Regions from separate parts of the Mus musculus genome. Here regions 1, 2 and 3 are each linked to region 4. A link is a loop called in an ENCODE intact Hi-C map of the cell type or tissue named here. Cell type or tissue: gastrocnemius. All regions are shown on one strand. Region 1 has its middle 5.2 kb from the start of Fam162b. Region 2 has its middle 16 kb from the start of Dcbld1. Region 3 overlaps Ros1 (Ros1 proto-oncogene). Region 4 holds the start of Gopc (golgi associated PDZ and coiled-coil motif containing).

Region 1 (8,000 bases), 790 kb after region 4:
CCATGAGTCTAAATTTTATAGCTCCAGATCCATCATGAGGACTTCAGGACAAGTATAGTTCTTTATTTGATTTCATGTCCTGTATTTCTGGCAGTTATTAGGCTCCCAATTACTGTTTCTGACTTCACACCAAAACACATCTATTCTGTTATAACTCAGTTATTATCTTGCTTATGTTTTTCCTCATTTATACCTCCAGTGAAATGCAGCATCCAGCATACAATCACAACATTTCCTTTCATGGGAAAGTGTTGTACTATGTTGGTTAAATTAACAACGTGTTTGATCCTTACAAGAAAAATACACATAGTAGTGTTTATCTGATATCACAGAGAATGTGGTAACCTGAGAGAATTATCCCCAATATTTTTATCCAGAATGAATTTAAAGACTATATCTTTGCTTTATGCTTGTGTTGCTTGTGAAGAACACAGACAATGGGGAAGTTTCTTACATTTTGGTTTTTTTGTTTATTTTTGTTCGTTTTAATTTATTAGCTAAAAGAAGCCTAAGTTTTGGAATTCAGCTCCTACTTCTGTGAATGCCAGAGCTTTCTTTTCTTTCAAGCAGCATTCCAAAATTAAATAAACACATACACAGAGAGAGAGGAGGGGGTGGGGGAGAGGGGGAGGGGAGAGGGAGGGGAGAAGGGAGGGAGAAGGGGAGAGGGGGAGGGAAACACATACACAAATACACACACAAGCACAGACACACACCCACAGAAACAAACACAGATAAACACACAAATAATTACAAACATACACTTAGGCACACATTTACACAAACATACACCAGCACAGATACACACACTCACAATACACACAAGCACCAACACATATGTTCACAGCACACACAAGCACAGATACACACACTCACAAGCATACTCACAAACACAGACACACACAAACACAGACATACACAAATACACACACACACTCACATAACTTGCCATCTACTTTTCAAGGATGTCAAGAAAGTAAGAAAACTGCTCTGAGACACTGGAACATTCATTTCTTATTTTCCTATAAAATATAATGAGCTGTGCTTGGAGGTAATATGATTGGACCAGTGTCTGAATCAATGAGAACGGGTTTTTGTAAGGTCCCAATTGCATGTTTATAATAAATATCTGGGAAGAGAGGGAAGAGAACTCTAACCTATTGTCAGCAGGCCTTAGGAGGCTGAATTGCTATATATTATTAACACAATTTATATAAAATATACATTTGGAAGTCACAAAGAGTCTTCTATTTCCTCATGGTTAAATTGTTCCCTAAAATCAGATATAAAGAATTTGGGTAAGAAATGTGAAAGAGAAGGGTTGATTGCAGGGCTAATTTTCTCTCAACAGATATCCTGGAGACATCAGAAGGAAAACATTTTTAATTTTCTCCTTTGGCATTATATTAAAGTCTCAAAGAAATTCCTCTTGATTTTTCTACCAATTTTCAACAGCACTGTTAGTTTAAAAAGAAACAAAAAAAAAAAAGGAAGAAAAGAAGGAAAAGGAAAAAGAAGATAAAAGGAAGGAAAGAAAGAATGAAGGCCATTAAAACTACTTGTCTAGGGGTAGCTAATATGGCTTCACTGCTACAGGAGCTTGCAATCAAGCCTGATGACCTAAGTTTGATTCCCTGAGACCCACGTGGTGGAAAGAGAAAAGTGCCCCCCTTTAAACGCATCTCTGATATCCACACTTATGCATACAATGGCGTGTGCATACACAGAGAGATATATAATTGCAATTTAAAAACTAAAAAATTTGTATTTGGCCTATCATATGAGCTTGTTATAAAGATCAAAAGATAAGACACAGGGCAAGAAAGACGGTTCTGTGGTTAAGAGCATTTGTTCTTGCAGAGGGCCTGGGTTCAGTAGCAGTATCCCCAGCATAGGGATGCCCAATTATCCCAAACTCCAGTTTCAGAAAATCTGATGTCCTCTTCCAAACTGCCTAGACACTAGATATGCATGTGATGCACATACATACACGAAGCCAAAACACGTATGTATGTAAAATAAAAAGTAGATCTCAATATTTTTTTAAAGATAATGCACATTAGAGTACTTTGAAAGCTGTACCTCACTATTCAAAATATTATTACTGTCGTCACCACTATAGCCTTTGCTTTCACAACAATCTTGTGGTGTAACTCTGAGGAGGAAGTTGAGGAACAGCAGGGTTGAGTATCCTGCTTATGTCCACACAAGTTGAAATGAATTCACACACGTGACCTGCCACTAGAACAGCGGCTCACACACAGTGCAGTTGAGCGAAAGATTTCTGGAATTTTATATGAACACTTCTTGCATGTCCTTGCCATACACTGTTTAAACGTGAAGGAAAAGAAGAGCCAGAAAGAATAAACTATCTTACAGACAGTCAAATGAAAAGGTTCCACTCGCATCACAAACCTGTTTCTCCAGTAAGATGAAAGAAGATGTGACAAGGAGGAAAGACTGCATTGCAACACGCTCTCACATGAGCAGGAAAATAGGTGGGCTTAGCATGACCAGTGCCTAAGGACATAAGGGATTACCATACAATATAAATGGAAGGATGAGGCAGAACAATTCATTTACTAAGCCTCTCTGGAGGAAGCCTCTGATTCAGAAATTCCACAGTTAAACTTTAAACCTCTAAAAACAGGTTCTTTCCAATACAGAGACATATTTACAAAGTGTTATTTACAAAATCCTTAGATAATAGAAAGCTTTGAAAATTGAAAATTTTAAACCTATACAACTAAATAAATTATGGTACACTTTCTCAATGAAAGACCAATTTTAAAAACATTTTAGAGTGAGGGTAAATTTACAGGAATAAGTATTTAAAGTCCCTACATGCAATTTATGAAGAAAGAATAAGTTGAATAAGTGTAATTCTTCCACAACTTAGATAGATAGATAGATAGATAGATAGATAGATAGATAGATAGATAGATAGATAGATAAAGACAGACAGATGATTGATAGAATAAAAAACACACACTCATAACATTTCCCCCTAAACATTGCATGGCCAAGTAGATTTTTGTTCATGAGATTTCTCCTTCCCAGGTAACCATGTCTCTTGCTCTGGTTTGTGCGACTATAGTAGTGGCGAGCACTCGTAAGCTCAGTGCTGGAGAGAGAGGCAGAGTAGACAGACACATGAAGCTCACTGGCCAGGCAGCCAAGCCTACCCTAAGCGGCTATTTCTGGGACAGGAAAAGACCCTGTATCACAAAGGGGCAGCGATAACAGTGGCAATGCAAAAGCACTCGGAGGTGCTTTCTGGCCCCCACGTGCACACCCATACATGAGCACACATGTCTGACCCAACATGTACACACATACATGAATATATACAACCATACACACACACACACACACACACACACACACACACACACAATCACAGAAATCAAAGTATGAAGGAGCATCATCTTGTTCAAACATTTTCTTTCTGTTGAACAATGTCCTTAAATCCAGTTAGTTGTACCTGAGTAAAACTGTACTGCCCCATCCCTTTGGATGGTTTTAGTGGGTTATTGAAATTAAACTCAAGAACTATTCATTGAAAAATATCACTATCTAAACATAGAATTAAAGCAAACAGCAGAATTCATGTCTAACAGAACACCCTACAAATAATTATAGCAGGTAGATTTTAAAACAACTGAACTGTCCACAGCAGAGATGCAGTAAATTATGAATAATCTCATTTTATGAATAAACTCAACACTAACATGTCACAGAAAATAAGATTACATATAATATAGTGATATATGTCACTATATCAATATGAAATTAATTGTATATCATTGATATATATATAATTTAACATAATATAGTGGCATATATCTATAACCTTATAGCATATAAGTAGAGAGGCAGAGGCAGAGGAGTGTTAGTTCACGCCTGGACAGGCACAGTTTTAACAGGAAACCAAGGAAAGGTTATACTATAAAAGCCCATTTCAAGTTCTAGAACTTAGAAAATTCATGGAAAAAAGTTAGAACAAGCGTGTTGAAGTCGAACGCTGTGGACAGAAAGCTTTCAAGCTACTCAGGTGGGGTATGGGATAGTGGCCTTAAATTCATGGGTTGATTCCGTGTCCTTTAAGCTTGGACAAAACAGAGAAGTCTCACTTTTCCTCTGACATAAGAGAAGACTATGCTTAGAATTTTTCACTAACAAAGAGGAGAGAGTAAATCTGCGTACATGAATTTCGGAATACAGACTGTGAGTTACTTAAGAACAGAACGTCATCCTCTTCACCGCCCAGGAATTCCTTTAAGCGCCAGCTTGTAAAACAATTTGAGGATATTTCTGCCACCTAGTGGGCATTTGTATTTTTACTCTCAATAAAAAATTGAGAGCCACAATGGATACTTTAAAACTAATTTCCTCAATGGGAGAAGAGGCCCTTGGCCTTGAGAAGGCTCTATGCCCCAGTATAGGGGAATGCCAGGACCAGGAATGGGAGTGGGTGGGTTGGGGAGCAGGGGGAGGGGGAAGGGGATAGGGAATTTTCAGAGGGAAAACTAGGAAAGGGGATAACATTTGAAATGTAAATAAAGAAAATATCTAATAATTTTTTAAAAAATTTCCTAAGTGCTAGTATTTATGTTTCAGTATAACTCAGTACTGACGAGTTAGAGCATAGACAAAACATTTATTTTATTCACTTACTTATATAAGTCATTAGAAGTCATAACATAAATATACTCTTTAAGCAAAATACACTTTTAATGTTTAGCAAGATAATCTCATCTTTTACTTTATGCAATTATTTTACCAAATGTAAATGCAATGCATATGCATACAATCTTCATTACATACTTTATACCATTTGCTAATTCATTCCAAACTTTTAACATTCACCCCTTGTGCAAACAATAAAATTCCACCTGAGTGTTTGGAATCTTCTACAGTTGTGTCAGGCCTTACTGACAGTTAAATGAACACTACCCGTCATCTGACTCTCCCAGCTTACCTCTATTGTGCTAACTTAGAACCTAGTTCAAACGTTCGTTCATAGGGGACTATTTACGTTATAAAATATAATAGAAATTAAAACCTAAATGTAAAGTCTCACACAGTCTTTCTTGGAAACGTATGTGTCATCTAAAAGTGCCTTCTTATGGCAAAGCCTCAGTTGCTCCATGCTGACCATGGTCATGACCTCGTGTCTTCTAGATACTTCAAGAACATTCCAGAAAAAGTCAACCTCACTCTTTGCCTAGGAAGCAATTGATGAAAAAATAGCCTTACTTAGCATGAAGCCCAAACATGCTGAAGAGGCTTCACAGGTAAGTGGGGAGAGCTGAGCACAGGAAGGTTTCTTGTCTCACTGATACAAATTTTACTCTTCCAGGATTATTTAGTAATGGAAGACAGGAGGAAGAGACACAGCCAAGTTCAAGCACGTCTGAAACATATTGTTTGTGCTGGACTCTTGATGAACAAGAAAACATACTTTAGAATTTTTATTGGGCTGAAGGAAAGAAGAAAAACAAAACAAAGCAGGGCACTACTAATTAAAATTTTATGTTCACCTATATCTCAAGTTTACTTTATGTTTATATTATTATATTTGTTCTTTGACAGTTTCATACATGCATATAACACCTTCTGAGTACTCTCCCTCCACCCTCTCTTATTTCCCTCCCATCCCTTCTCCCTTCAAGTTCACTTCCCATGTGCATGACATTTTGTTTATATTGTGTCCCACAGAGTTTACTCAAGGCCATCTGTGTGACCATGGATTTGAAACTAAGTACTGGAGCTTGGTCCATAACTGAAGATAGTAATAACCTCCCCTCCCCCTCTGATCTATCAATACCCAGCAATTCAGCAAGGAGGAATAGGGTCCCATGCGCTCCACTGGATCTACTGTCGACTGCTGACTGCCCCTGTCCTACACAGGTCTCTGCGGCTGCTGTGATTTCATGATGGCAATGGTCATGTCAAACCCTCAACATTTCAAGGTTCTTCTCCTTGTCTTCAGCTCTTATGTGCTTACTTACTTATCCACAGTCTTCTCAGAATCCTAGAGGACATGGTATAAATATCTTGCTCAAAGCTATGTGCTCATTTATCACATGCTCTCAGCATCGTAAGCAGCCATGCATCTCTACGTTCACTACTGTTCACTTGAATGAGAGGCTTATCTAACTGAGAAGTAGCACCTGTCTATAGATAGAAACATCAATTGTTTGAAGGCAGCTGGTATCAAGCCAATTTAGCTAAACAATGGCAGTAAATTCCCCTGTAGGGTCTATCATCTCCCTAGCCATGTGTTTTTGATTCCGTTTACAATACCAAGCAAAACACTTCTGTGGAATGGACTCCAGATCTAAGCAGAGTGTGGTTGGTTACCCCCATATTTATGCCACTACTGCACCAGTGGGTGCATCTTGCATACTAGGTTGTTATTAGGGTTTGCAGTGCTCACAGCTGGGTAAGGGTGCTGATGAGTTTCTTCTCTTACAGCCTGCATAGCATCTTCCAATGCTAAAATGGCATAAAGAACTAGGGAAGCATTTAACTTTCGAACTTTGATCAAAGCATGAAAATTTGAATCCCATAAAGAATAACATTGTGCTGTATGCTATATTATTTTGTCTGACATGAAGTCTCACTATGTACCCCATGAAGGGAGGTGGCTCTGATGCTTTGATTGGGAATCTATGTTTCCTGATGCTGAAGGTCCTCACCCCCCAATTGGTCTTTTGATCTATGACTAAAGTTGCCAGTAGCCAAAGGCTGAGCAGGGGGCAGGACACTGAGAGTTGCATGGTTAGGACACAGAGAGAATAGGAAGGACTAAAGAACAGGAGAAGGGGACACAGTAGTGGAGGAGATGAAGCCAACCAGCCATGTGAGTTCACAGGTAAGTGGCCTGTGGGGCATTGATTAACTGGTGTGTGTGTGTTTTCTTCCTTCCTTCCTTCCTTCCTTCCTTCCTTCCTTCCTTTCTTTCTTTCTTTCTTTCTTTCTTTCTTTCTTCTTTTTTTCTTTCTTTTTTCTCTTTCCTTTCTTTCTTTCTTTCTTTCTTTCTTTCTTTCTTTCTTTCTTTCTTTCTTTCTTTCTTTCAAGGTGAGGACAGAACCCAGAGCCTTGCACTTGCTAGGCAAGCACTCTACCACTGAGCTAAATCCCAAACTATTGGAGGATCCGAGAGCTCTGAATCGCCAGGAACTTAAAGCAATGTAGACAAAACTACAAGCTCCAACACCAAGGTGATTTGTAACTTACTATGTAGCCAAGAATGACCACAAGCTTGGCATTCTCCTGCTTCCAATTACCAGTTCTTGGATTACAAGTGTGTACCACTATACTTGGCTTCATTTAATTACTTTACACTGCTGATAGTGATACACAAAATCTATCAATTAACCTCAGTATTTCTGGCTTGGGTGGCTGGAGTACACATTTTGTGTGTGTTTCCAGTGTTCATGTCAGCATAGCTGAGTGTGCTGAGTTGCATGTGTTCTGCTGTTCTAAATATGAGTCCCAGTCTGAGAATGAAGCTTAGTGTTAGCTTGCATAGTGAGTACAATGATTTATGTTTAAGTTCCAGCATGGTTAAAAATTCTGAGTATAGACCTGGGGAACAGAAACAGAGAAAAATAGATTTGATTATATAAACCTACGACAGTGACCTGCCTGCAGGATATACAGATGCAATTGGGAGTAAACAACCAGTTTTGGGTTGGATTTAAGGCCCATTCCTTGAGATGGAACCCAGGTCTGACACAGCTATGATAGCCCAAACTCTGAAACTAAATAGATCACAGACCTAGGGGGAAACTTCTCATTTGCATGTGCACTGTGTTCAGGGACTAGTCTGAGATGGCGGAAAGAAACCACAGTTTCTAAAGTACTATTTAGAGAGTAAGACCTCAGCATTGTCAATGCTCCTAACCTCAGACCCAAACCTTACTCTAGCTTACTGTATCTCCTCACTGTATTTTTTTAAAACCCCACAACTCCCCACCTAACATCACTGC
Region 2 (8,000 bases), 170 kb after region 4:
CCCACATATATGTATTTATATTATCCAAGTATAGCCTTCTGCCAGAAGAAACCAAGATAAGTAGGAATGTGCAATAAAGTTATGTCATATATGTCACAGGTTTACAAACATTTTTCCATCTTAGAATTATAACTCTTTTTCCCCCCTTGAGACAGAGTCCCACTATTTAGCCCTGGCTGGCTTGGAACTCCCTATGTAGAAGACAAGGTTGGCCTCATCTGCCTGCCGCTGCTTCCTGAGTGCTGGGGTGAAATGTGTGTACCACCATACCTGGCTTATAGTAATGTTTTGATTTTGTTTCGTTTTTCTTGACAGAGGGTCTCTCTCTCACTCTGTAGCTCAGGCTGGACATGAGCTCAGATGCTAGAAGTACAGGTATTGTGTGAACTGTCACCCCAAATTGCACACATACGGGGGTGAGAGGGCTTAGCTGGTAAAGGTGCTTGCCACCAAGCCTGAGTTTCTGTGTTTGATCCTGGGAACCTACATGAAAGAAAGAGAGAACCAACTCCTCCAATTTGTCTGTGATCTCCATGCACAAAGCCCACTGTAGCACCTTCACCAACCCACATTAAATAAGCTAATGTAATAAAGACTATTAAAAACCAAAACCACAGGGCTGGAGAATGGGCACAGGTTACCCACTTTCAGGAGACCTAGTACCCACTTTAGGCAGCTTTCTCTAGCTTCAGGGGATCCAACACCCTCTTGAGTCTCTGAAGGTACACACGTACACACACACACACACACACAGAGAGAGAGAGAGAGAGAGACAGAGAGAGAGAGAGAGAGAGAGAGAGAGAGATACACACATATACACACACCATATAGTCCTAAGGCAAATACAAACACATATATAAAAATTATAACAATAGGGCTGGAGAGTTGGTTCAGTGGCTAAGAGCATTGACTATTCCTCTAAAGGTTGAATTTAATTACTAGCCACTCCATGGTGGCTCACAATCATCTCTAATGGGATCTGATGCCCTCTTCTGCTGTGTCTGAAGACAGGGACAGTGTACTAACATACATAAAATAAATAAATCTTAAACAACAACAACAACAACAACAAGATGTGTGTCATCACCACCTGGTGAGGCACATTTAAAAAAATTATCAAAATAAATCTTAAAAAAGCAAATCCCAAATCATCCCTACATAGACACACAATGACTCACACAAAGAACCAACTGACTTTCTGCTCCCCTCCCCTTTTGGGACGGGGCAACTCAGGCAGGGATTGCAGGTGTAAGCCACCACACCACGATTTACTTCTTTCTAATACCTTTCGCTAAGGTAACCATTGTTATGTTTGGCGTGAGTTCTTCCAGCAAGTTCAAAATATGGCTTTGAGTTTTACTTTAGGAGCATTGCTAATTAAGTGTAATTATTGTATCATGGGTGTGCTGACCATCATACAAATAAAAACTTAAAGACAGATACAATTTGGTTTAAAATTTGTGGTGAGTATAAACTTGGAGTTGCTATGAATGGGCTCTTTGATTTCATTCCTTTGCACAAGAAAAGCTGGTTGGACTGGTTTTTCTTCGCTGTATACAGCATTCCTGGCACAGTTCGTCTTTCCCAAAATTCTTATCTACCTTGCGAAAACATTCTTTGTATTAACTCTTTATTTTTGCTGGGCAGTTCTAGGGAAAATAACTTTATTATATTTCTCTTTGCAGGAAAAAGGCCAACCCATATGGGTATCTTGTTGCTCTGATGTGATGGAAGCAAAAGCCATCTCTAACAAGTTAGGAAACACTTGTCATTTTAAACCTAATTATTATGTAGCATATATATATGATACTTTCATGTATATACATCATTACATTTTGCTCATTCTTTTTTACCCATTGCCATCTTCCATTCCTCCTTGCCCCTCCTGGTACTCTTTCTCTCTCTCTTTCTCTCTCTTTCTCTCTCTTTCTTTCTTTCTCTCTTTCTTTCTTTCTTTCTTTCTTTCTTTCTTTCTTTCTTTCTTTCTTTCTTTCTTTCTTTCCTTCCTTCCTTCCTTCCTTCCTTCCTTCCTTCCTTCCTCTTCTTTCTTTCTTTCTTTCTTTCTTTCTTTCTTTCTCTCTCTTTCTTTCTTCCTTTCTTTTTTTCTTTAAGATTTATTTGTTTATTTTATGTATATGAGTACACTGTAGCTGTACAGATGGTTGGTTGTGAGCCACCATGTGGTTGTTGGAATTTGAACTCAGGATCTTCAGAAGAGCAGTCAGTGCTCTTAACCACTGAGCCATCTCTCCAGCCCCCCTGGTACCTTTTCTTAATAGTCTTCCTCCCGTTCTCATCTCTCTCTCTCTCTCATACACACACAGTGTCATATATGTATGAGACATATATATGTCTTATGTCATATATATAAGTATACACGTATACTTAATGTCTTTAGATGTAGAACTGCATGTGAGATAAAACATACAGTGTTTTCTTTCTTCTCCCCATTGTCTGCTCTTGTTTCTTTCTGTCCCCTTTCTTCCCCAGACGTGGTCCCCTTTGGTCTTCATGCCATATATATTGGAACATGAGAAGCTGTAGAAATGGACATTTAAAATATCAAAACAAGCCTGGTGTGGTAGCTCACACATGCAATCCCAGTACTCTGACGGCTACCACAGGAGGACTGCTTTGAGCTTGAGTCCAGCCTGAAGATTTTAACCTGGTTCTGCTTCCTGGCTACAAAGGGACCCCCTGGTCTCCTGCTCCTGTTGGTGCCTCCTATGCCAGCATAGTATATGTCCCTTTGAATGGGACTCACAGTTAAAGACATTACACTGGGTCTCTGAAGAAACTTTGCAATTAAAAAAAAAAAAAAACTGGAAAAAAAACCTCACCAAAATTCAGTGGTGAATGCTTGAGGAAATGGCTGGGAGTGGAGCATGAGGTCTCACTTCTTGGTCACCCTTTTCTCTGACTGTCGACAAGCATTGTGACCAGTTGGCTTCCTGATTCTCTTGCCCCGTCCTTCCTGCCATGATGAGATGTAATCACACTCTGCCCCCACATAAATGTAAGCCAGAATAATCTCTTTCTGGCTTCAATCACCTTCTGTCAGGTATTTCGTTACAGGAAGAAGAAAGAAAGGCGCGTATGGAAGTGTCCTTTAGAGGAGATGCAAACTGTCTGGGCAAATAAAAATCTCCAAACATATTTCCTCCTAACAATAAAAGGAACTTGAATTTGTAAGCCAAATAGTGTGGTGCACGTCCGTAATCCTAGCCCCTAACACCTCCTACCCCCCCCTCCCCCCCAGGCTGTGGTAGAGAGATCAGCAATTCAAGGCCAGCAGGCTGAACCCAGTGAGTTCTAAGTTGATCTGGCAAAAAAACGTGAGAAGTGCCACACAAAACACAATCAAACCAAACCAAGTCAGAAGCACAAAGCAACTAACAGAAAACTCATACTCTCTCCTGGCTTCCTAGATTAGGGATTCGTTGTCTCTGTTCTTGGATTTATTTCTACGATGCTGTGAGAAACGTCTGAGTCCAGGCAGGCAAACACAAGCTGCTATGAGGAACTGTAGAGATGTGGAGAGGAAAGCAGGTGGCAGCACAAGGAGGCAGCAGGCCAGGCGCCTTCTATTCCACAGCCATTGTGAGCCCCGTGGAAAAGCAAAACAGCACAAGCCTTTCCTGCACGGTTCAGATGGGGTCTTTGCAGGAAAGGCTGAACAGTGCAGAGTGCATGGCACTAACACCCAGTTTATATGGTGCTGGATGGATGCCACGAGATTGTGCATGCTAGACAAACACTACCAATCAAGCTATCTCCCAGCCATTTAATTAATTAATTAATTAATTAATTAGAAATCAGGGTCATGTGCTGGGATGTATAGGCATTTACAACCTAAATATCCTATTTTGGTATGTATATATTTGTATAGCTTATATATTTGTATCCTATATATAATATATATATTTGTATCCTATCTGGGATGTAGAGGCATGCACATCCATGCCTGTGTTAAGTGAAAGGAGAGGTAAGTACTTACATTACACAACATGTCATGAGCCTGTGCAGTACAAAATATACATTTTTTTGTGACAAAAGGCTGAAAATATTTAGTTTTGTGATTTTAAGACTTCTATCGTTCTGTCAGAAAAATAACCTTTATGATGTTTTTATAAAAGACTTGAGTCAATTACAGCCATTGAAAAGTTTGTTCAAACTTCCCTGTCTTTTCTTGACCGGAGAGTCTGGAGACAGGACAGTAGTTCTGGAATAGGAGGAAGTCATTGCTCTCATGGGCAGTTGGCGACCACCATGAGAGAACACATAGGTGACCCAAAGATGTTTCTATTAGTTGTGCTTCACCTGCAGTCGGTGGAAAGCTTTGGGTCTGGGGAGTGCTACACTGCCACCGTGTGGAGCAGAGGCTTTCAGCGTGAGCAAGGTCGCCTGCTGCATAGCTAGTACTAGAAATTTACACAAGATGTACTCTAAAGCAAGAACATATGAAAATACCATGTATTTCCAGTTAGGCAAGAATTAAGATAATGATTGCTTTCTGTTAAATGAAGGTATGTAAAATAATAGTTACCTTGTGAGTCAGTCTCTTGGAACATTTGCTTGAATGAGAACCGTAAAGCTCATGGAGGAAAGAAGTGGATTTCTATTTTCTTCTGCACTAAGTCCCAATAGAGGATGACCACATGTTTCATTTTGTTTGTAATTAAATGTCTTCCCCAGGACCCCTCATGTGGGTACTGAGAGAGCTCCCGGCAATTGGAGCCTGATCATTCTCCTTAAGTCAAAAATAGGTATTGCTGTATGAGGCAGGGATTCAGAGCTCTTCTGTTTCTAACAGTTTGTTACAGACATAAGGGAGCTTACATAGAGTTAGAACAATAGGGCGATTTGAGGCATTAGCTGCAATCTAACGTGGGGTTTGGTGGCTCATTTGCACTTGGGGGATAGCAGTAAGAGGATCAGGAGTTCAAGGATGGCCTCAGCTACATAGAGAGTTCAGGGCCAGCCTTAGACTACAGAAAAGCCTGTCTCAAAATAAAACTAAAAGCAAAACAAAACAAACACCAAGAAGTTGATGGATCTAATGTTATTAGCAGCATGCTAAACTGTAACCAAATATCTCTCAATCATTGAGTAGACAATTGGAGGTGGCATATTCACATTGAAGAATATTGTCAGGGCTGGGGACACACTTCAGCACTATAACGTTTGCCAACATAAATATGGCTCTAGGTTCAATCCTCAGAACCAAAGAAAATGAAAGGAAAAAATATTTCAACAATAAAATGCAATGAAGTTTCAAGCATGAGTACTTTATGAAAGAACCTTAAATATTTTATACTAGTGGCTGGAGAAATGGCTCAGTGGTTATGAGCACTTACTGGCTGTTATTCCAGAGCACTTGGGTTCGATTCCCAGTGTCCTCATGGTGGATCCTAAACATCCATAAGTCTAGCTCCAGGGAATCTGACACTCTCTTCTGGCCTCATTGGGGACAGGAATGCAAGTGATGCACAAATACACATGTGTCTCCCCTGTCCCCACCAGTCATTGTGTACCAGTGGTCTCAGGATGCTGAGGAGCTGAGGAGCTGAGGAGCAGGGTCTCAGGTGGTAGAGAGTTAAAGCTCAGGTAAACTGTTTCAGAGGGCAGCACATCGATTGATATAGTGGGGCAAGTTTATACAGTTCGGGGACAGGGGCAGGACAAGGGAGGAAGTGCCCCACTGGGCCCAGGAAAATTCCAAGCTTATCAGCTAGATTAGTAGACTGGCAGGTCACATGATTTCTGAGAATCCAGTTCTCTGGTGTGAAAACAGAAGTTTAACTAACTTTATCATGAAGTGGCCTTTGTTTCTACAGGTTTGAGTAGGTCCAAGCCTGATTTGGGTATGAAGTAGCCCCACTCCTGTCACACTCTCTGAGAAGTGTCTATGGTATGTTCATTGTCCTACCATAATCCCTCATTTAGCTTAGGAGCCCAACACTGGTCACAACATCTGGTCAAAATACCAAAACACTCACACAATAAATTAACATAAAAAAAAACCCAGTATACTCAGTGGAAGAAGCCAGGCACAAAAGACCACACATTATACAGTTAATTTATATGGAATATCTACATTAGATATATCCATACTGTTTACCAAGGACTGGTGGAGAGGGAATGAGCTGTGTTGGTTAATAGGAATCCATTTCTGTTTGGATGATGGAAATATTCCAGAATTTGATAATAGCACTTGTCATATAACCCTGTAAATATACTAAACATCACCAGACAGTACACATTAAATAAGAGAACTGTGTTGTTTATGAATTATATCTGGAGAAAGGGGTTTGAAAGTGAATAGATACTGGCCATTATGCTCCCCCTGTGGCCGACTGTGAGCAAGAGGGAAGCTTCAAAGGAAGCAGAATATAAGAATAAAACTTACACATCAAAGTTTCTACAACTGCCTCTAAGTCTGTTAGCTTAGAGACATTTGAAGAGAGAAGAGATGATGATTGATGATGATAATGACCATTAATGATGATGATAATTAATGATCGTTGATGATGAAGAACAATCCAACTCAGTATGGTAGCACATCCTTTTAATTCAGCACTTGGGAGTTACAGGATTGGGAATTTAGTGATTCCTCTTGAGCTCATAGTGAGTTTAAGGCCTGGCTTAGCAAAATAAAATTATGTCTTAGAAAAAAAACAAACAAAACCAACAAATAAAGATAATAACAAAACAACAACAACAAAACTAACAAAACCAACCAACCAACAAACTAAATCTGAAAAGATAAAACCCAAACCAACTGAGTAGGCACTTGTCTGGAATCCCAGAATTTGGGAGGTTGAGGGAAGGAGGAGGAGGAGGAGGAGGAGTTCAAAGCTAATCTGGGCTATAAAGCAATACTCTGTCCCACAAAGAAAGAAATACAATAGCCCATACCTGTAATATTAGCTCTTGGAAGTACAGGCAGGAAAATCAAGGCCATCCTTGGATATATAGCAAGCTCACCACCAGCCTGACACATATGACTTCTGTTTCAAAAAACCAAAGAAAAGAAAAACGGAGATAAAAGAGAATGAAGAAAGAAAAAATGGAAAGGAAAGAAAGACACTCAGATAATAATAAATTGGCCAAACAAGCAAACAATGGAACAAGGCTTTGAGTAGACATTTCTGTGAATGCAGATATAAAACCAACTAAAATGGAGTATCAATGACTAGGATGGCTGATATACTTTGTTTTTTTTTTTTTATTTATTTTTATTATATAGAAGTACAGTGTAGCTGTCTTCAGACACTCCAGAGGAGGGAGTCAGATCTCATTACGGATGGTTGTGAGCCACCATGTGGTTGCTGGGATTTGAACTCAGAACCTTCGGAAGAGCAGTCAGTGCTCTTAACCGCTAAGCCATCTCTCCAGCCCCCATACTTTGTTTTATAGACACTATATATAATACTGAGACACAAACCATAGTGCTATGGCTAGGGTACTATGGTTAAGTAGAAGTGTTTAGTATCTGAACCAAAGTTTACCAATAAATAAATAAGGTCCTGTGCATCTGATGTTTAATTAGGACTCATCTAGTGATAGAGAAACAAGTCAAGAGAAAACAATTGACTTCTGAATGGGGGCAAACACTCTTATATGTATACACACACACACACACACACACACACACACACACACCTTTTTTTTCTTTTTGAGAAACTATCTATCCTTGGCAGGACTTGAACTCACAGAAATCCACCAGCCTCTGTCTCCAGAGTGCTGAGATTGACGGCTTGGACCACTACACCTGGCTGTGTGTGTGTGTGTGTGTGTGTGTGTGTGTGTGTGTGTGAAAGGTCTCATTTAGCTTAGGCTGGTCTTAAACTTGATATATAGTAATTTAATTTCCCAAAGGCAGTGATTATGATCAATGATCTCCACATCTGACTTATTTGTGTGTGTGTGTGTGTGTGTGTGTGTGTGTGTGTGTGTGTGTGTATAAGATTTTATCACATTGTGGAATACCTAAAAAT
Region 3 (8,000 bases), 280 kb after region 4:
AAATTCATCTGGAATAACAAAAAACCTAGGATAGCAAAAACTCTTCTCAAGGATAAAAGAACCTCTGGTGGAATCACCATGCCTGACCTAAAGCTTTACTACAGAGCAATTGTGGTAAAAACTGCATGGTACTGGTATAGAGACAGACAAGTAGACCAATGGAATAGAATTGAAGACCCAGAAATGAACCCACACACCTATGGTCACTTGATCTTCGACAAGGGAGCTAAAACCATCCAGTGGAAGAAAGACAGCATTTTCAACAAATGGTGCTGGCACAACTGGTTGTTATCATGTAGAAGAATGCGAATCGATCCATACTTATCTCCTTGTACTAAGGTCAAATCTAAATGGATCAAAGAACTTCACATAAAACCAGAGACACTGAAACTTATAGAGGAGAAAGTGGGGAAAAGCCTTGAAGATATGGGCACAGGGGAAAAATTCCTGAACAGAACAGCAATGGCTTGTGCTGTAAGATCGAGAATTGACAAATGGGACCTAATGAAACTCCAAAGTTTCTGCAAGGCAAAAGACACCGTCAATAAGACAAAGAGACCACCAACAGATTGGGAAAAGATCTTTACCTATCCTAAATCAGATAGGGGACTAATATCCAATATATATAAAGAACTCAAGAAGGTGGACTTCAGAAAATCAAAAAACCCCATTAAAAAATGGGGCTCAGAACTGAACAAAGAATTCTCACCTGAGGAATACCGAATGGCAGAGAAGCACCTGAAAAAATGTTCAACATCCTTAATCATCAGGGAAATGCAAATCAAAACAACCCTGAGATTCCACCTCACACCAGTCAGAATGTCTAAGATCAAAAATTCAGGTGACAGCAGATGCTGGCGAGGATGTGGAGAAAGAGGAACACTCCTCCATTGTTGGTGGGATTGCAGGCTTGTACAACCACTCTGGAAATCCGTCTGGCGGTTCCTCAGAAAATTGGACATAGTACTACCGGAGGATCCAGCAATACCTCTCCTGGGCATATATCCAGAAGATGCCCCAACTGGTAAGAAGGACACATGCTCCACTATGTTCATAGCAGCCTTATTTATAATAGCCAGAAGCTGGAAAGAACCCAGATGCCCCTCAACAGAGGAATGGATACAGAAAATGTGGTACATCTACACAATGGAGTACTACTCAGCTATTAAAAAGAATGAATTTATGAAATTCCTAGCCAAATGGATGGACCTGGAGGGCATCATCCTGAGTGAGGTAACACATTCACAAAGGAACTCACACAATATGTACTCACTGATAAGTGGATATTAGCCCAAAACCTAGGATACCCAAGATATAAGATACAATTTCCTAAACACATGAAACTCAAGAAAAATGAAGACTGAAGTGTGGACACTATGCCCCTCCTTAGAAGTGGGAACAAAACACCCTTGGAAGGAGTTACAGAGACAAAGTTTGGAGCTGAGATGAAAGGATGGACCATGTAGGGACTGCCTTATCCAGGGATCCACCCCATAATCAGCATCCAAACGCTGACACCATTGCATACACTAGCAAGATTTTATCGAAAGGACCCAGATGTAGCTGTCTCTTGTGAGACTATGCCGGGGCCTAGCAAACACAGAAGTGGATCCCCACAGTCAGCTAATGGATGGATTACAGGGCTCCCAATGGAGGAGCTAGAGAAAGTACTCAAGGAGCTAAAGGGATCTGCAACCCTATAGGTGGATCAACATTATGAACTAACCAGTACCCCGGAGCTCTTGACTCTAGCTGCATATGTATCAAAAGATGGCCTAGTCGGCCATCACTGGAAAGAGAGGCCCATTGGACACACAAACTTTATATGCCCCAGAACAGGGGAACGCCAGGGCCAAAAAGGGGGAGTGGGCGGGTAGGGGAGTGGGGGTGGGTGGGTATGGGGGACTTTTGGTATAGCATTGGAAATGTAAATGAGCTAAATACCTAATAAAAAATGGAAAGAAAAAAAAAGAGCACATTGACTGAGGAGGGAGAAATAACACAGTGTTCATTTTCAGATGTCATGAACAATTACACAGAAAATCTGGAAAATATGGCAAAAACATTTCTCTCAAAACTAGCAAGTGATCTGTCAAGTCTGTAGAATGCTGAAAATTTAATTTTTTTCAGCAACAAACCAGTCAAATTTGCAATAAAGTAAGACTATTTGTATTGTCATCTCCCCAAATGAAATACTTGTATATAAGTCTAATGAAATATGTACAAACCGTATATGACAAGTTCTACCAAATTCTGGTGGGAGTACTAAAAAGAAGTGAATGTTTACAGAGACTACATTCATGGATATAAAGTCAAGATGCTGCCTCTCCCTAATTTGATCTGTCAGTTCAATGCAGTCTTTCAGCATCCAGGAAACGATCTCGTGGATATTGAGAAGCACATTGTAATGTTTATGTGAAGATTAAAAAAGAAACTAACATAATATCAAAGGAAAAGTGTAATGTCAATAGGTATGAGCTAACCTGAACTCTTTATACAAAGTTATAGTTATCAAGGCCCTAAGGCATTGAAAGACAGTGAATATAGCTAAACAAACAATAGTGTAAGTAGACAGCTTGGAGACAGACCCTCATAAATATAGTCAAGGTAATCTTTTACAGAGGGATAAAAGGAATATAATGGTGAAAGGAGAATATTTCTAACAAGTTAAGTTAGAAAGAAAACCTTTTAATCAACCCCCAAATTAGCTAATGGTGAATTAGAAACCTAAAGGTTTATATTTGGATTAAAAAAAAAAAAAGAAAGGAGCCATGAAATTGTAAAAAGATGTGGAGAAAACACGCAATCATAGAAATCAGTGAAAGAGACCAAATTGAAAAGATCACCTCACCTATTATATGATTACAGCTGCATGGCATTCTGCAAATGCAGAAATCACAGCCACAGTGTGTTGCTTGGTTTTGTCAAACTTGACACCAACTAGAGTCACCTGGGAAGAAAGAACATCCATTGGGGAATTATCTCCATCAGACTGGCCTATGGGTCATCATCTTTTTCTTATTTTATGGAAAATAGTTTTTTTCTCATATAGTATATCCTGATTACTATTTCCCCTTCATCTACTTTTGTCTACCACCTGGACCCACCCCCTTTTCTCTTTCTCAGTATGTTCTTAGCTGCTATTTGATGTATGAGGGTCCAGCCCACTGTGGGTGACCACATCCCTAGGCAGATGGGTCTGGGAGAAAAAGGAAGCCAGAGAGCAAGCCAGAAGAAGCAAGGCAACAAGCAGTGTCCCTTTTTCAGTCTCTTGCTTCAGTTCCTGTTGTGGCTTCCCCAAATAACAAGCACTCAAATAACTAGCAAGTGATCTGTCAAGTCTGTAGAATGCTTCAAGGGTACACCTTTGAAGCCAAATAACTCTTTCTTTTCCAAGTTGGTTTTGGCAAGCATTTTTCATAGCAGCTAAGAGGCAAACTAGATCAGGTAGTAATGAAATCAGTGTTAGCTAGGAGTTGAGGGGAAAAGGGATATGTAGGTGGAACACAGAGTGTGTTTAAGGTAGTGAAATGCCTCTGTAGGATAACGTTAAGTGTGGGACCATGCCATAGGGCATTTTCTAAATCATCAAACATACAGAACAACAGAAAAGCCTGATATACACTATGCTCTTTTGGTAATAACATTTTCCAGTGGGCTCATTGACTATAGGGGGGGATTATTGGTAATGAGGGAGTCTATGCATTAATTGGGACATGTATGTGAGAGCTCTCCAACTTCATATCAATTTTATTGTGAACTCCAAACTGCACTAGAAAAAATTGTTGATTAAGAAAAGAAAATGCTAGTCCTTTGCCTGCGAGCATAGCAGAATATCATTAATAGTGTCAAGGACTGGCTCTCTCCCATGGAATGGGTCTCAAGTTGGACGAGTCATTGGTTGGTCATTTCTTCAATCTCTATTCCATCTTTATCCCTTTACATCCTGTAGGCAGGATAAATTTTGGGTTGAAGGTTTGTGGATCAGTCAGTGTCCACCCTCCACTGGAAGTCCTGCCTGATGACAGGAGGTGGCCACTTGATTAGGGTTTGGTGGCCTACAATTGGAATATAAAGTGAATATATAAATGAACTAATGGAAAAGTGGTTATAAATATGCGGACAATTAGTAAAATAACTCAATTAAGGACTCCACCAAAACAATGAAATATTTAAAAAAATTAAATTTTGTCTGCATGATAATTATATGTTCTGAATTACATAGTAATTGTAATTGGGCTTTGTAAGTCAAACAGAAGAGCAAATTTTAGCACAAAGTAGTACAGTGTAAGTTTGTGGTTAAACAAGGAAATAAAGCAACCAATGTGCATGGGGGGGTGGGGGGAGGAATGAAAACAAGATGCAGACTCTGTTTGATGTTGAATAACAGCCCCAACATATACCTAACAGAAAATGTTCTAAGGGAGGCAGAAACTCATTACAGTCTAAGATGTTCTCATTAGTGTGGAGGGAAGCGTCCCCTTTACCAAGCGCTAGGTCCATTTGGGAAGAGTGCTTTACCTCCATCTGCTGGAGACTCTAGGCAATTACTAGTTTCTTTGCTCCTGAAATAGCATGTTCAAAATGTAAAGGGTTTGAAAGATGGAACAATCACTAGATGGTCCATCCTTTCGTCACAGCTCCAAATTTTGTCTCTGTAACTCCTTCTATGCAGGGATCCATCCCATAATCAGCTTTCAAATGCTGACACCATTGCATACACTAGCAAGATTTCGCTGAAAGGACCCAGATATAGCTCTCTCTTGTGAGACTATGCCGGGGCCTAGCAAACACAGAAGTGGATGATCACAGTCAGCTATTGGATGGGTCACACAGCCCCTAATGGAGGAGCTAGAGAAATTACCCAAGGAGCTAAAGGGAACTGCAACCCTATAGGTGGAACAACAATATGAACTAACCAGTACCCGGGAGCTCTTGTCTTTAGCTGCATATGTATCAAAAGATGGCCTAGTCGGCCATCACTGCAAAGAGAGGCCCATTGGACTTGCAAACTTTATATGCCCCAGTACAGGGGAACGCCAGGGCCGAAAAGGGGGAGTGGGTGGGTAGGGGATTGGGGGGGTGGGTATGGGGGACCTTTGGGATAGCATTGAAAATGTAAACGAGGAAAATACCTAATTAAAAAAAAAAGAAAGATGGAACAGTAGAAGGGAGACGGTGTGTGTGTGTGTGTGTGTGTGTGTGTGTGTGTGTGGTGTGGTGTGTGTGTGGTTTGTGTGGTGTGTGTGTGGTGTGTGTGTGGTGTGTGTGTGTGGTGTGTGTGGTGTGTGTGGTGTGTGTGGTGTGTGTGGTATGGACAGGAAGTGAAATTTTTCCTTCAGTACCTACCAAATGACATTTCTAACATTTCAATATATCTGCCATTTTAGTTGAATAAAAACACATAACATCACTCTTTAATTTTTTGAATTAAATTTTTTGTCCCATTTTCCCTAATATAAGGATCCCATTGTTTATTTAGACTAGAATTCAGCACAAATGAATAGCATCATGTAACTGAAGAGTGGCCCGTCCTGTATCATTAGTGAAATTATCTTTCTCCAAATCCTCAGGCCTTCCCAGTGTCCTCAAAGTTAGAATCACGGGTTCTTTGTTCACTCCCTTTTCTCAGGAATCAAAGGTGTAGGTCTAGGCGAGCATGCTTTGCTCACTTTGGAGTCCATAACTGGAATCTCCACATTAGGGTCATTTCGCAACAGCTTATGATCTATGATAATAGATAACATTCATTTGAAGTGTGGAGCGCTAGGAAGTAGAATGATACATAAATATTTGTGCATTAGATAACTTTCTGTAGAAGAACTGGAGTCACCTTCTCAGAGAAGTGGAGGCGTGGGACCAATCAAGTATTTGGTGCTTAGACATCCCTCTCTTAAGTCTCTTGTTAGATGCAAGGGGTGCATTTATAGTTTGCAAAGCACCAGTTAGGAAAAACTGTAGCTAAAATGTGTCACTCTAACTTCCGGAACTCTGAGCAAGTTCAGTCTGAGATTCCGAAGCTCCACATTCCACTGCTGGATAAGCAATAAAGCATCAAACTAAAAATGAATGTATCCAGTGTCATGGTGGAAGAAAGCAAGTCTGTGATGGGGACACAGAAGTAATGCTCTCCCCTGCATTAGAGCATGGTCAGGGCTTCCCTGAAGATATGATGTATGGAGAAGATCATTCCAGACTGTGGAGGGAGCCTGCACCAGGGTGCAGACTGGTAGAAACCTAGCTAGCTTGCAGACAGTGCAATGTGAGCAGAATAAAATACAATTTTGCAGAGTCAAGAGACAAGACAGAACAGTGGACAGGAGACGTAATTTTTAAACTCCAGTAGACAATTGGTCAAGGAGTGGGTATAGAGTTGTTAGGTTTCAGATAAAATCGCATTTGCCAGTGGTTGGCATCGTTGTATAACGATGATGTGTTTTAGAAGACAGCTTACGTAGTACTTATCAGGTGAGTGGATCAGAATTATAGTCAGCTGCATGTGACAGAGACATGATTTTAGCGGCATCAGTGATGTGGTGGTTAGTGTATGTCAACCTGACCCATGTTCGAGTCACCACGGATGAGGAAGCTTTAATCAGACAGATTGGCATGTGGATGTACCTATGGGGCATTTTCTTGATGGATGATTGACGTAGCAGGGCCCGGCCCACTATAGGTGATGCCTTCCCTGGGTGGGTGGTCCTGGACTGTAGAGGAAAGGAGGCTGAGCAGGGTATGAGGAGCAAACAAGTAAGCAGTGCTTCTGCCTGGCCTCAGGGCCAGTTCCTGCTTCCAGAGTCCGTTCCTGACTTGGATTCCCTCACTGACAGATTGCAAAGTCTGTAAAGTAGAAATAAACCCCCTTTCCCTCAAAATTGGTTTTTAATAGGTGTTTTATTACAGCAACAGAACAGCAAACTAATACAGAAATTGGCAGCCTTTTCTAGGCCATACCCCTAGAAAATACCCCTGTAGTCCCCTCCAAAAAAAGCCTGCCAATTTGTCAATTTGTCCACTCTGCTGGTTAGTTTATGTCAACTTAACACAATGCCACCTAGAAGAAGGAACCTTAACTGAGGAACTGTCTCCATAAGACTGAGTGGTGGCCATGCCTGTGAGGTGTTTTCTCCCTTAGTGATTGTTGTAGAAAGGTTTAGCCCACTGTGGGAAGTGCTACCCCTGGGCAGGTGGTCCTGGGCTATACAAGAAAGTAGACTGAGCTACCCACAAGGCTCAAGCCACTAAGCGGTATTAATACATGGAGTTTGCTTTCAAGCCCTGCCTCCATGCTTCTGTTTTGGTTTCCCTTGATTGTGGACTATAAGCTGTAAGCTGAAATAAATCTCTTCCATTTCACAGATTGCTCTTGATCAATGTTTTCTCACAGAAGCAGCCACAAACTAGAAGAAAGGAAACCTTCACTGTGGTGTGCCACTGTGAGGGCTAGAGCACACAGCCCTTTCTATCCCTACTGTAGTCTATGTGGCTACTGCTCCCTCAGTGTATGTTCAGGGTGTGACATATCTGGTTGCGTGTTATACATAGGTACTCTATCATGCCACTAGGACCTTGATTTCTGTTTTCCCTATATGTTTGTTCTTGTTTTTTGACACATGGTCTGTCTAGGTACTTGAAGTTAGTCTTAAACCCATTATGGCATTCAAGCTGACATCAAGCTCTTTTTTATTTTAATGTATTTATTAGAACATATTAATTGTACATAAAATGGGTTCATTATGGCAGTTTCACACACGTACATAACATACTTTGATCATACCCACCCATTTCCTTCTCCTAGTCTTTCACTCTTTCTCATATTCTTCCTCTTCATCTTGCCACCCTTCTACTATTTCATATAATTTTAAAAAGTTTTTATTTTCTCTCTCTCTCTCTCTCTCTCTCTCTCTCTCTCTCTCTCTCTCTCTCTCTCTCTCTCTGTGTGTGTGTGTGTGTGTGTGAATGCAGGTTTATGCTTGTCATGATGCATCTGTAAAGGTCAG
Region 4 (8,000 bases):
TAGCTTCTCCCAGGTCCTATTCAGATATCTGATGTAGGTACCATCACTTTTCCTTTATAGATGTGGCTGCTCTGTGTAAAAATCAAGGTAGGTGCCACCTAAGTGGATTCCTGCTGCAAAGAGTTCCTTTTTCTTTGTTCGCAGGATTTCAAGGGCTTTGGGCACAGTGTGCAAGTTGTTCTTAAGTTATGACCAGAATCAAGAGCAATAGCATACGAGCCGTTCCTGGGACAGCCTGCAAAGTAAAACACTTCTGGTTCTCATGAAACTATAGGGGAAGGGACAGTGTTATTGGCTTCTAGTGGGTAATAGGCAAAGATAATCCAGCTAAACACCCTATAGGGACAAATGTCACCCATGGGGGGGGGGGGGGAATTTACAGTCCAGAATGTCAGTATTGCCATTGTTGAAAAAAAAAAAAAAGGAAAAAACTACAGGAAACACAAATGAATATTGACTTTTACTGATCTATTAAAAACCAAAGATCAAAAATAATTGGCCTCTACTCTAAAATTTTATTTTTGGAGCAATTATCACCAAAGGCACCATGAAGAACTCTGTAGAAATTGCTTTTAAGTGAGTGTTCCTGATGTGTTAAATGGAGGACTTAACTCTTGTTTCTGACATTTTGATGAATTTTAATTAGTGTCACAGGATATCTGCATGAGAAGGAAGCTCAGAGATAATATTCTGAATAACCTCTTCACTACTATCCATAGAAAATTTAAGTCCAGAAAAGAAATTGACTTACTATATCAGGCCTGATCTGGCTCATAATCTGACCATAAACTTAACAGAAAGCTTTACAAAAATAAAAAACACATAGACTTCTTAGTATTAAAAAATACTTTAAGGATATTTTAATGCATATACAGTTCTTTCAAAATAGTTTATTCTGAAACATGCTGAATACAGGTGTTAAAGTAAAACAGAAAAAATACACTTCATTTTTCTTTTTGTTTTGTCTTGTTTTCTCTCATAAAATGAAGACAGCTGGGAATAGTGGTACCCACAGTTCCAGCACGTAAGAGGCTGAGGCAGAAGAATAGTGAACCTGGGCTACAAAGCAAGTCTCATAAGTAGTTCTGTCAATGCATTCGTGTAGTCTAAAAATTGAAGTACAAAGCAAAGAAAATGTATTTAGAAATGTACCTCCTCTTCAGGAAGGGTCTTATAGAAGTAATCTATTAGAAACATAGCAAAGGAGGTTAATGAGCGGGAGTTTGTGTTTGGTCTATGAAGACTGACAACCTGGGAAGTAAACAGTAAGTTGACAGTGAATAAAGAGAAAGAGTCAATGACCGGTAAATGCTGATAGCCATTGATAGATAGTGGTCTTAGATAATGAGCAGTGGGGGACGGTAAATGAAGAGTGTGGGCTTAAAGACTAACTGAAAGTTAGTCTTAACAGTACAAAGAAATGGGAACTGAAAACTTTTGTCATGCTTTAAGTCTGTATACACCGTACAAAATATAGCATCTGAGACCCTTTAATTGTAGAACAGAAGAAAACAATTTTAAACCTTAAATTATCCTGAGCTTAATAAACAAGACAGAATATTGCTAAATAAACATTTCTATGTTGAAGACATATTATTTAAATTTTAAAGACTAATGTGGATTAAGAAATATGTCTATGCCTTAGACAGTATAAAAATCTATTTAGATATGCTCTGTTGCATGTATCAAAGGTGTTTGAAAAGCAACTGCTTTTAGAATTTCCTAGGTAAATAATGAATTATCTTAACCCTCAAAGTCATCTACAGTTACAGCATTCCTCCCGGAGTCCATAGAATTTGAGTTTTGTTTTGTTTTGTTTTGTTTTGTTTTGTTTTGTTTTACAAAATTTGTGTGTGCACGTGTGTGTGTGAAAGCACACATGTTCATATAAAGAAAAGGCCAGAGGGTGACCGTAAGTGACTTTTGTAATTCTACAATTTAGTTTTAGAAGCAAGGTCTCTCACTGAAACTGGATCTCATTGATTCAGCTGGATGGGCTGACCAGCAAGACCCCAGAAGCCTCCTGTCTGTCTCAAAGCACTGAGAGCATAGATGCACACCACCAGATATGACTTCTTTTATGAGGTGTTAAGGGTCCCAACTGAGGCCTTCATTCTTGGTCACCAAGCATTTTATTTGCTGAGCCATCTCCCAAGCTAGCATCTGAGATTTCAACCTAAGCAGGTCCCAGCGTAGGGCTTACCTGCTAAGGTGTTTCATATGGCGACCACAAAGCACTATAGCAGACACTTGCAGAACCCTAAGTGGGAATGGAATCCACAGCTGCACATGAGAAAAGAAAGGCAGGTGACTGAGCTAACCCTAAGTCACTCCACCAAAATTCTCACATTTTTAGAATAAGACAAGGAGTTTCCCCATTTATATTAAAAGAAACAGAGGAAGAATGTGGCTTAATAAGTCACCCCAAAACACTCAAATTTACTTCTTTTGTATGAATTTCTCAAATGTATAAATCATAACAATTTTATTTGACAAATATCATGACTATAAAATAAGTACAATGTTCTGAGGCTTCCCCACATTGTTAAAAGAAAATGGCAATACTTTCCTGACATTTCTTAACCCATCATACAACTGTTTAAAACTACTCAGAGAATCTAATCTCTTTTCCTACTCCTGGCAGGGCTACAGGAAATCAATGGGAACACAGAATGCTTAGCATAAACCTTGGAACAGAGTAGACTTTAAAACTCAATAGTCTCACTAGCCTGTGCAAGGCAGGCTTTCCATATTTTCTAGTGTCACTACGATTGGTGGTGCACTAGAGGAATCTACACCATTCACTGACTTTACAGATACCAACCAACTACCAAAGGACACACCAGAATCTTCCCACTTTCTCTGGTTTCCTCAGTCTTCACTCTGTCTTTAGTGGTAAAACTCAATATGAACAAAACAAGATTGTCAATCTGAATGTCTGAAACTCAGCAGTTGAGAGGCAGAGACAGGATGATTGTTAGAAATTTTAGGCCACCCTGGTCTATAAACAAGATCCCGGCCAGCCAGAGAGATACATAGCAAGACCCTGTCTCAAAGCAACAATGACAAATTAAAGACAGACTAGTTTTAGTTATATTATTTTATTTTAAATCACACAAGCATGATTTATGAGTTGGAAATATCTCCCAACCCAACAGTCTTTTTAAAGCCATGTGAAAGTGTCACAATACAAAACATCCAAGTCCAAATGCCAGCAAAGACAAAGCAACAAATGCAGATAGAGCACACTGACAACAGATGGCAGCACCTGACCACTGAGCCTCTTTTTCCACTTGCCTGTTCTATTGAGACTTCCACAACTGCAAAATCCCAAATTAGAGTAGGCAAAATGTTCTATTAGGACACCTCATGTGCATTTAAAGTCATCAATGAATACTACGATAATGAGTCCATAGAATGTGGCAGTCCATAAGATGTAGTATAATAATGTGACATGTGACCATGTGACATGAAACTAACCTGAGACATCCAAGGTATGACATGGCATTACTTGAAGTTGTAAAGGCTGTGATAGAAATGAAGTTGGGTTCTTTCATGCTGAAAATTAGGATCATTATCAGCCATAAGAACAATGGTCACTCCTTTCCCCTGGCTGGCAGCGCCGCAGGATGCCTGGAGCTACTGTAAAAGACATTAACCAGCAGGAGTTCGTCAGAGCTCTGGCAGCCTTCCTCAAAAAGTCCGGGAAGCTGAAAGTCCCCGAATGGGTGGAAACAGTCAAGCTGGCCAAACATAAAGAGCTTGCCCCATATGAGAACTGGTTCTACACATGAGCTGCTTCCACAGCACGGCACCTGTACCTCCACGGGGGTGCAGGGGTTGGTTCTATGACCAAGATCTACAGAGGAAGGCAGAGAAATGGTGTCAGGCCCAGCCACTTCAGCAGCGGCTCTAAGAGTGTGGCCCACCGGGACCTCCAAGCCCTGGAGGGGCTGAAAATGGTGGAAAAGGACCAAGATGGGGGCGGAAAGCTAACACCTCAGGGACAGAGAGATCTGGACAGGATCTCAGGACAGGTGGCAACTGCCAACAAGAAGCATTAGATGGATGCTGGGTTAATAAATTGTCTCATTCATTAAAAAAATAAAAGAATGGTCACATAAGCACAAAATATACTTCAGAGTCTCTCACGTAATTAGTAAATTTGGTATTTTAAAAGAAATATAATTTGCACTTGTGTGATTTATCTAAAAGGCGTTACAATGGGAAATGCATTTTTACACGTTGTTTATAGTTTTATATGTATACACCTGAGAAATACTGTCTCAAAAGGCTTTCACAAAAGGTCTGCCAATTTTTCATACTAGCAATATGAAATAGATTCCTTATTCTTCTGTATCCTGTAGCTAATGCCAAAGAGACCTACATTAAAATGTCTGCTGTGTGCCATTACTAAAACATTTAATCTGTCTACAATGTACTTATAAAAGAGTAATTATACTTACTGTAGGATGCTTTGAGAATCAAAGAAATAACTCTATACATAGAGCATTCTTAATTAAAAGGTATCGTTATTGTTCCAAGTATTTCCCCATTCTCACACAGTAAGTTTTATTTATTTATTTCATGTTCCTCAGCAGGCAGGGAGAAGTATCATTAGAGAAAATAGCCTGGAGTTTTCTCAGTGTTCTTGCAAATATTGTATACAAAAATATAACAGACTGGCATGAGGGGTGGTAGGCAAGGAGACTGGAGAGATGGCTTAGTAGATAAGAGTATTTGCTGAAGAGGAATTTAGTTCCTAGAACTCACATAGTGGCTAACAGAATCTGTAATTCCAGTTCCAGAGGGTCTGGTACTCTATTCTGGCCTTTGTGAGAGCCATGCATGCTTATGATACACAGACATACACATACATTTAGGGCAAACACACACACACACACACACATTTAGGCCAAACACCCATCAAGCCTCTTTTTCCACATTCATGTTCTGTTGTGACTTCCAGAATTGCAAAATCCCAAATCAAAGCGGGCAAAATGTTCTATTAGGAAACCTCATAAACATTTAAAGTCACCACTGAATACCAAGAAAATGAGCACACAGGATGTGGCAACTGCTACATAGTCACATCTACTGCTAAGTAGCAGATAGTGGGATGTGTGTGTGTGTGTGTGTGTATAGGTAGGTAGATATAGATAAATTATTTTATTATATATTTATATATAAAATACAACCAACCATTCGAAGAGGATGTTTTATACTATTGTGTACTAAGCCTATGAGACAGTCTCTGACTAAACTCAAGGGAAGAGTTGCATGGTTAGTTTTACTTGTCTAAGTTTGCTGAAGTCATAATAGCTTTTGCTTGATGGTAAGCAGTCATGCATTGGAGTAACCAGAGTGCAAACTAAATCTGTTATTTCTTAATTCTTATTGGTACTGCTTTGATGAGAGGCACACAATGCCATGCAGACTTTGGTTGATGATTTATTAGAAAGGTCCGTCCCAAGAACAACTTCCGAAAGATTATGGACTAATTTTCCACATACTCCCGTAGGCGAGTCAGGAAGCACAATTCCTACCTGCCTACTCTAATTAGTCTGGCTTCTCCTTTCCCTTCCGGACAGTCTACTGTTGGTTTAGACAGGGGTGGAGTTGGAGAAGTGGAAGAGATGAGAGGCAGGACACAAAGAAAGCTCTTGATAAATGCTCTCAAATGCACGCAACACTGGAATTAAAAGTCGTGAGAGCCTCACTGTCTTACTAGTTCGGCTTGGATGAGGTCGTTTCATTAGATTTTATGTCCTCAGTGCCTCAATCGGGATATGTATTCAATGTTTATGAACATATGAAAATAACATGGGAACGAGCACAATACTAGTTTATAAGATGATTACAGCATCCCAAGTGGTTGCTTTAGAAATATACGATCTGTGATGCAGTAAGATGAGTGCTATGTACCAAGTGATAACACTTTCACTTTACCTTAATTGCCAAGTGAAGTAAACTTTGGAAACCTTGTTACCCAAGCAAGGTAACACCACTGAGGTGGGGCAGCTAGTATGTAATAATACATTGGCCTAGAACCCCAGCTTGTCAATCATAGAAGGAGGAACCATTGATTCAACAAAACTTGCTCAGTAGCTTCCATAGGCAGCTTCTGGCTGGAATGCACCGTCAGGTTTAGCAACATTAGCCAGTGTCCCCACCCTCCCGCCCTAAGAGCTGGAAATCGGAAGAGAAAACGTGGCTATTGCGCATGCACACACGGCCCTCCCCGCTCCCACCCGAGCCCCTTGACACCCCAGTAGCAACTTTGCTAGACGTCTGTGGACCGGTTCCAGGCCCACTGTGAAGCCAAACTGGCGGAAGCCGGTCCCCTCTGCGACGTGGAATCTTTCCCTTCCCTTCCTCCGGTCTTCCCCACTTGCAAGGGGCCACCTCAACCCTTTGCTTCTCAGGGTTTTGCCGGTCGTCAAAATGGTCGCAGACAGGCTTGTGGAGGCGAAGGCTTTTCATTGGCTAAGCTCTCGTACGGCCCCGCCCACTTTCTCCCTCTGGGCTGCGCCTGCTCTGGGCTCCGCTACGCACGCGCGGCGGGGGCGGGCCGGCTTGCGGGCGGGGCGGGTCTTCCGTGTCGCTGTCGCTGCTTCAGCCCCGCTTCCTTTGCTGCTCTGGAGCTGCGCTGCCGGCGTTGGCGGCGCGAGGGAAGGGAGGGGACCGGCGGGTGTGTGTCTGTGTGTGTGTGCGTGTGTGTCTGTGTGTGCGCGCGCGCGGGGGGCGCCGCGGTGCTAGCAGTTCCCCTCGCGCGGGGCGGGCGGCCAGAGTGAGCAGCAGTCGGCGAGGCCCTGGACGGCGCCATGTCGGCGGGTGGCCCATGCCCGGCGGGAGCCGGCGGCGGCCCAGGGGGCTCCTCCTGCCCTGTGGGGGTCTCCCCTGGCGGGGTGTCCATGTTCCGATGGCTTGAGGTGCTGGAGAAGGAGTTCGACAAGGCCTTCGTGGATGTGGATCTGCTTTTGGGCGAGATCGATCCGGACCAGGCGGACATCACTTATGAGGGGCGTCAGAAGATGACCAGCCTTAGCTCCTGCTTTGCGCAGCTATGCCACAAAGCCCAGACTGTGTCCCAGATCAACCACAAGCTTGAGGTGAGCCTCGGGGGCTGGCAGCAATAGCATTCAACCCCAGGCTGTCCGAGGTCGTTAGATCCCATTTAAAGCACTAGGAAAATGATCCTTAAAAACCTACCCACTGGACACCTCAGCTTCGAATGCGATGGAGAGTGCGTTTTATACGTGAGTGAAGCAAAGGAGTGCGGAGCGGGTGGGGGAGGAAAAGGATGCAGACTGATGTGTGGGTCTCCAGACGTCCTGTCATCCACCTCCCAGCATCTCATGCGGTGGGGACAGGAGCTAATCACACTACCTGCCTTGTAGGTGTTATTACCAAGATCTTCTGTCGGGGAATACCTCAACTCTCCTCTTCTGCTTTGATAATGACAAGCTAGATGATGTATTTTCAGACAGATGCAGCTCTGATTATTTTCATCCAATAGCCCAGATCAACGTCCGTGTCTGTACACAGAGACATGCATGAACTTAGGGGAATCCGATCAAAGCTCTTGGGGAAATGTAATGGAATATATATGTTCCTATCTACCTTCTCAGTTTACATTCACACTTGGCAGATATTACGGGCAGCTATGTCTTTAGAGCTGTCAATATTCAAATAACTTCTAGTATTGAGTGAGATGGTATGTCTTTGTATTTTACAGTATTTTCCCTAATTTCAGACCTTTGAGACTATGTAAAGACAATCCTTTGCTTAGGTCTCTAATCAGAGCAAGGGGAGTGTGATTGCAAACAGGAATTCCAAACCTCCCATTTTGTGTGGAAAATTCAACTAGGCCAGTATTACAAGATTTAGAAATTATGGTGTACTAACATTATATGGGAAACCTTTTAAAAATAGACAATTTCAGTAGAGAGTAGCTCTTTGATTTTAAAAAGGATTAAAAAAAAAGAGAGATACTTTGT

Evidence for each region. Hi-C counts contacts between places; a loop is a spot of excess contacts. Peaks named below come from ENCODE experiments on the same cell type or tissue, not always from the same donor. Only the 100,000 strongest peaks of a DNase experiment are listed, where the experiment ranks them.
Region 1: a loop joins it to region 4, with 6 times the contacts of the local background. A loop is called at or near these places in 2 of 42 quality-filtered maps.
Region 2: it touches region 4 in a loop (7-fold over the local background); 23 of 42 quality-filtered maps call a loop at or near these places.
Region 3: a loop joins it to region 4, with 6 times the contacts of the local background. A loop is called at or near these places in 22 of 42 quality-filtered maps.

The regions. Positions count from the first base shown.
Region 1 is chr10:51,591,615-51,599,614 of GRCm38, reverse strand. No RefSeq gene overlaps it. Among named protein-coding and RNA genes, the nearest start is that of Fam162b, 5.2 kb to the right of the region's middle. In gastrocnemius, a CTCF peak has its summit at 4,318 (motif pointing left); no DNase peak of the experiment used is centred here.
Region 2 is chr10:52,213,340-52,221,339 of GRCm38, reverse strand. No RefSeq gene overlaps it. Among named protein-coding and RNA genes, the nearest start is that of Dcbld1, 16 kb to the left of the region's middle. In gastrocnemius, a CTCF peak has its summit at 4,370; DNase peaks (open chromatin) are centred at 3,617 and 4,357.
Region 3 is chr10:52,102,856-52,110,855 of GRCm38, reverse strand. All of the region lies in intron 27 of Ros1 (Ros1 proto-oncogene), which reads left to right. Among named protein-coding and RNA genes, the nearest start is that of Vgll2, 84 kb to the right of the region's middle. In gastrocnemius, a CTCF peak has its summit at 4,520 (motif pointing left); a DNase peak (open chromatin) is centred at 4,518.
Region 4 is chr10:52,380,723-52,388,722 of GRCm38, reverse strand. Gopc (golgi associated PDZ and coiled-coil motif containing) reads left to right here and starts at 6,599. Exons shown (of 9, transcript NM_001199272.1): 1 at 6,599-7,112. The coding sequence starts at 6,825. It also overlaps the pseudogene Rps19-ps10. In gastrocnemius, a CTCF peak has its summit at 3,259 (motif pointing right); DNase peaks (open chromatin) are centred at 3,265, 3,790, 6,559 and 7,263; H3K4me3 peaks cover 3,475 bases; H3K27ac peaks cover 6,673 bases.